2 separate regions of the Homo sapiens genome follow, and region 1 is linked to region 2. A link is an interaction called in ENCODE POLR2A ChIA-PET data of the cell type or tissue named here. Cell type or tissue: CD4-positive, alpha-beta T cell. All regions are shown on one strand. Each heading gives the region's core, and the rest is flanking DNA. Links, peaks and the distances in the headings are about the cores only. Region 1 has its middle 30 kb from the start of LINC02332. Region 2 has its middle 360 kb from the start of TRD-AS1.

What was found. Peaks named below come from ENCODE experiments on the same cell type or tissue, not always from the same donor. Only the 100,000 strongest peaks of a DNase experiment are listed, where the experiment ranks them.
Region 1: POLR2A ChIA-PET joins it to region 2 with 7 read pairs; 3 of 35 experiments call an interaction of 5 or more read pairs at or near these places.

The regions. Positions count from the first base shown.
Region 1 is chr14:22,525,607-22,528,524 of GRCh38, forward strand. It overlaps TRA, TRAJ18 and TRAJ17. Among named protein-coding and RNA genes, the nearest start is that of LINC02332, 30 kb to the right of the region's middle. In CD4-positive, alpha-beta T cell, for the core only: no CTCF peak of the experiment used is centred there; no DNase peak of the experiment used is centred there; H3K4me3 peaks cover 2,500 bases; H3K27ac peaks cover 2,286 bases.
Region 2 is chr14:22,121,077-22,123,994 of GRCh38, forward strand. It overlaps TRA and TRAV26-1. Among named protein-coding and RNA genes, the nearest start is that of TRD-AS1, 360 kb to the right of the region's middle. In CD4-positive, alpha-beta T cell, for the core only: no CTCF peak of the experiment used is centred there; DNase peaks (open chromatin) are centred at 1,315 and 2,255; H3K4me3 peaks cover 1,215 bases.

The DNA of each region.
Region 1 (2,918 bases), core at 136-2,635, 400 kb after region 2:
GAAACATTAGGGCTGGGTTCATGTAAAGGGGACCAGCATTGTGCCGACAGAGGCTCAACCCTGGGGAGGCTATACTTTGGAAGAGGAACTCAGTTGACTGTCTGGCCTGGTGAGTGAGTCGCTTTCTATTCCAGGAAAATATTACTGTGGAGAAATTAAAAGGGGAGATGAATTAACTCCTTTAGTCTTGAAACTAAAGAGATATGTGTACTTCCCCTCCTGGAGGACCCCAGTCCCTAGGTAGATTAGGACGAGGAAGCAGAGGGAGACAAAGGCGATGGAAAGTCCCTTTTAGGAACCCAGGAATCAGAGAGAACTTGATGGTCCCCACCAAAGGCAAAGAAGGGAGGTCCCACTAAAACATGTGAGCATCCTAAAACACCTGCTCTGGTCCACCCACAATATTTGGTGAAGGACATGGCCCTCCACCCAGAATGGGCAAGCAAACTAGACCAGCTTTCTAAGGTGTGTTTTTCTTGGGTCCTGTGACTCTTGGCCGTCTCCCTGTCAGAGGCTCCATCTGTCGCTGCACTCTTTCTTATTGAGAATGGCCTCTCCGTGGTTCTCTGTAAACTTTCCCCAAGAAGCCTGTTTCCATGCTTCCTCAGCACTTAGCCTCACCGATGGATGGGCTCTAGAGTAGCTGGAGGGAGTCTGGGTCTGAAACTTTCACTGAGAAAGTAAAGTTGATCCGCAGTATCCAGTGGATATGGCAGCTGGGAGGACCTAGGACTGAAGTACTCGTCCTCTCTTTGGGGCCTTTCCTGGGCACTCGATTGAATACAGAAACCCTGTTAGCAAGTGCATGCATGTATATGAGTGTGTTCATTCAGCATTTCCATTCTGAATGTATGAATAGCCTTACTCTGAAGACTCCCTGGAGCTTACAGGGCTTTCTGTTTTCAGAGAAAATTGCCTTTGTGAGACAAAAATGGCCAAGTGGGCCCCTGAATGAGGTTATGGTTGAGAGCTATTAATATTATCCTTATTCACAGAGCAAGATCCGAATTCCCAAAGCAGAGTAGACAATAACTATGTGAAGGGCTTAGACCCAAATATGTGCCCACTTGCAAGCATTCCAGCTCTATGAAGAGGATACAGTGCTAGGAGATAGGATTACCCTGCACATTGCAAACCCTCCACTTTTCCAAGACCATAGAAAATGTCCTTTGTTGAGCACCAACTGAGTGTTATTTTCTTGGTCCCTGTGGTTTTTGCTGGGCCTTAAATCATTGTGTGATCAAAGCTGCAGGCAACAAGCTAACTTTTGGAGGAGGAACCAGGGTGCTAGTTAAACCAAGTGAGTACTGGGGCTTGACCCACAATTGAGCCTTGTCATCAATTTGCAATTCAATGTGCCGTATTGGCCCAAATTAATGTCTCAAACTTGTCTTTAAAATGTTTCATGTTGCTCTTATGCATAAACATGCACTTATGTACAAATTCAGCATGGATAAAGGATATTGTCATCTTGACATTTTCTAGAATCTATTTTCTTAAGAGAAGGCACATAGTAAAAGGTACTTTTCTTATTTCTTCACATTTCTTAACTGATTTTCCCAAGAGGCAGAGGAACTTGGACGTGGCGTTTCTGTCTATTCAGAGTAGTTGATTTGAATATGGTTACAATAGCAGAGCAAGGACTTACAATTTCTAAGGTTCAAAATATTGCTGTCTGTACCAGCCTGCAGCCTCTATAACCATTATTCTGATTTATTTCCTCTGGCCCTCATTTTTCCCAATTAATGTAACTGAAATATTGGTAACCATTATCTTCCGGTTCACAGAAAGTGTGTGAGGATTAAAAAGTCGCTGCTCTGAAAAGGAATTGAGCTGGAGGGTTTTCTTTTGGGGGATTATTGTTTTGTTGATGGTATTGTCTCTTTCATTGAGGGAGAGAATAAGAAAGGAGGCATACTTGAAAGGCAAGGTAATATGATCAATACATGAACGTGTGCAAAATAAATCATTAAGGCATTCAACTAGAAGCCAAAAAACAGTATGGACCCCGGCTCAGCCACTCACTCACTAGGCAGCCATGAGAAGATCACCAAGCTCTCCCAGCCTCAGTTAACCTAAAATGTGGAGATTATTATTCCAGCCTTGACTACTTCAAAGGATGCTATGAAATTCAGATGAGATAATATATGTGAAATCTCCTTGAAAAAGATGGGTGGTCAAATGATTCATGATTTTTTTTTTTTTTTTTTTTTTTTTTTGAGACGGAGTCTCGCTCTGTCGCCCAGGCTGGAGTGCAGTGGCGGGATCTCGGCTCACTGCAAGCTCCGCCTCCCGGGTTCACGCCATTCTCCTGCCTCAGCCTCCCAAGTAGCTGGGACCACAGGCGCCCGCCACTACGCCCGGCTAATTTTTTGTATTTTTAGTAGAGACGAGGTTTCACCGTTTTAGCCGGGATGGTCTCGATCTCCTGACCTCGTGATCCGCCCGCCTCGGCCTCCCAAAGTGCTGGGATTACAGGCGTGAGCCACCGCGCCCGGCCTCATGATTTTTAATAGTTAGATTTTATGCAAAATTTCATTTGAGGGTAAACTTAAAGGTGAACAAGTTTAATGGACTTTGGCCATGGCAGAGAAATGGTTAGGTTTGGATATAAGGTGGACCTCTCTAATTATAAGAAAAAAAAGGAACATGAGAATTGGTGAACAAGACCTTCCCTGGAGATCTTCAGAAACCTGAGGTCACTCAGGAGAGAAATGTGTGAAGTTGAGAGCTTACAGTAAATGGTCTCTGAAGTTTCCCACCATTCCAAAGAGTGCGTGAGCTTAAAATTTTTCGTGAGTTTAGCTAAATATGTGCTTAGTGTTAGATTAGGTTTCAACCAAGCAAAAGAACCCTGGGAGAAGTACTCTGCTTGGAAATGAAGCATCCTTTGGTTTTTGTGGTACAATAGATCACTG
Region 2 (2,918 bases), core at 204-2,703:
TTCATCAAGCAAAGGAGGAGAAAACCTTACCCATTATGATCTTAGAGATCATGTAATCTTCTAAAATGTAAGATACTCTGCGAATACTCAGTAGATTGGACAAATACATTTTTTATTCTTTAGAGCTATGCAAAATACTTAATGGTTTTTCAATACCATTAAAAAATCACCTGTTAGTGGCCTCAATTGTCTTCCAAAAAATAAAGGCGAACAAACCAAAAGCAAAAAAGGAAATTGCATTAATTACTTTTCTTCTGCCTTTGTTAATGTAACAACATGATATAGTCCTCCCTACTTTCAGTAATTGCTTGTTTCTTCTTATATTTTCGGCAGTACTGTCCTGTTAACTTACATCTTTGTGATCTGGTACAGAGTAGGCTCTTAGTGAATATTTTTTAAATGAATGGAATATTATTACTATGACTTTTACTCTATATCTTTGTAGCTTGATTTTTCACACCCGTGTTGGGGAAATTTATTGTCTATCATTGAATTTTTGCCTACAAATCTGACCCTGTGTTTACCCCATTGTAGTCTTTTGTTCAAATTCTATTCCAGAAAACTGAAAGAGTGCACAGACAATAATTTAAAGATTTGCTCAGCATAAGTTCTCTCAGTAAATTTGTCAGTTATGACTCATCTACGCATTCATGAAACAAGTAATTATTGAGTGCTTATTCTGTGCCAATATCTCTTTTTTTTTTTTTTTTTTGAGACAGAGTCTTGCTCTGTCGCCCAGGCTGGAGTGCAATGGCACAATCTCAGCTCACTGCAACCTCCGCCTCCCGGGTTCAAGCAATTCTCCTGCCTCAGCCTCCCAAGTAGCTGGGACAACAGGCACTTGCCACCATGCCCGGCTAATTTTTTGTATTTTTAGTAGAGACAGGGTTTCACCGTGTTAGCCAGGATGGTCTCAATCTCCTGACCTCATGATCCGCCCGCCTCGGCCTCCCAAAGTGCTGGGATTACAGGCGTGAGCCACCATGCCCGGCCGCCAATATCTCTTATAAACATTGAATAGTATGGGCTTTTGAACTAGCCTTTAATTATGGGAATATTAGAAACAAAAGAAAAATTAACTCCAAGTCAGCAATTGAGAATTATAATGGGAATATTATTGAAATAACAAAGTAATTTAAAAAATAGTTAAAACCTTTCTTGGAGTGTTAGAGGACTGATAAAACAAAGATGAGTACAGAGGTATTAAAACTAAGATACCTACCTTCAAACCTGATAAAAGAGTCAGAAGATTGCTGGCTGACTTTTTGCCTGATTATAGCTACACAGTTCATTCAGTCAGTCAGTCACAAGAGGGGGCTGCTTCACCTTAAAACTCAGGTTTCTTTCTTGCAGAAGGGACGCTAAGCTTATGTTTTCCACTAAAGTTCCACAGAAAACAGGAAAAAAAATGATACACTTTTATCCTCTTTAGACAAATTGTACTTTATGATCTCTTATTAAGTGTGTTATGGCTTCAAAAGTTCTGGGGCCCTTACACTGATGGACTAAGTCTTTTCAGAGCACCTCCCTTAACACTGCTTTCTCCAAGTTTCACTTCCCTAATCATCTCTTACCTCCCCTATTCCTTACACCTTTTTCTTCCTTTCCTTTACCTATTCTTACCACCGTCACCCCAAACTTCTTTGCTTTTCCTGGTCTCTTTTCTTTCCGCCTCAGTGTCCTTGGTGCACACAGTAGGCATAAGCACGGGCATAGAAATTAGGAAATGAACATGAAGGCCATGAGTTTAAGGAGGATGAGAGCCAGCACCATTTATGTCATTAGTCACTATATCAAGAACAGATATATTGAGAAATGGCTACTTAGACAACAGTCAACACATGATTCCAGGGACCTCTATAGAAAACCCGAGTTTGGGGAGACTTAGCTTTCAGTGTCAATGTTATCAATTTTTATTTTCCCCCTGAGCACATCACTTCCTACTTTTGAACTTCACTTCCGTTTTCTAGAATGTAGATGGGAATTTCCAACTCCTTACAACACAGAGCTCACTATAGGCTTCTGGGATTTAATGACACTTTCCACAAGCTCCATGGAGCAGAGGAAACTTTATTTGGTACATTGAGGAAGAAATGATGGAAGAAAAGGTCTGGATAGATACATCCTTATGATCAGTTTTCCTCATTCTGTGCCAGCCTCTTAGACTTTAAACCTCATAAATGATTTCAGTAGACACCCCCTGAGTTGAGGATGTCTGGTTGATATCCTCACCGTCTTCTCAGGAACATGACTAAACCTGGGGAGGAAGACATAGAAAAGCAACTGCTCTATCATTGGCTGACAAGATCCTGACAACAACACAATGAGAGCTGCACTCCTTGCAAGTCTTTACTAGTAGCTGTTGCTTCTGTTCTCTGGAAATTCTTTAAACCTAGAATCAGACACAAAAACTGAACTCTGGGTCCACAATCCTCATTTGTCCTTGAAGTATGAGGCTGGTGGCAAGAGTAACTGTGTTTCTGACCTTTGGTAAGTGCTCTGTGTCTACCTAGGGAGGGCTTCTGAGGACAAGGGACCCCGAAGGGTGGTTTGCCCTCTATGCTCCCTGTGCTTTATCCAGCATACTAGATATGACTGAGAACTGTTCTGTGCATTTGTCTAGGAAGTACATACATCTACATACCAGGCTAGATCATAACCATAATCCCAGAAGAGCCCTTGGCAGTATTCAGTTTTAAGAAATCTATGGGTTTACTAAATCAAGCTCCCATGGAATACAGCCTAGAGGGTCTCTGATTATTGGCATGTATCTTTGGTCTTTATAATTAACAGCAATGATATTTTTTGTGTTCTTGCAGGACATAAAAGTTTTGGAGTGTTAAGGGAGTGTTGTATCCTTGATCCATAGAATTGCATTGGTTTGAGAGTCAGGAGCTAATCTGATTTTCTTGACCCCT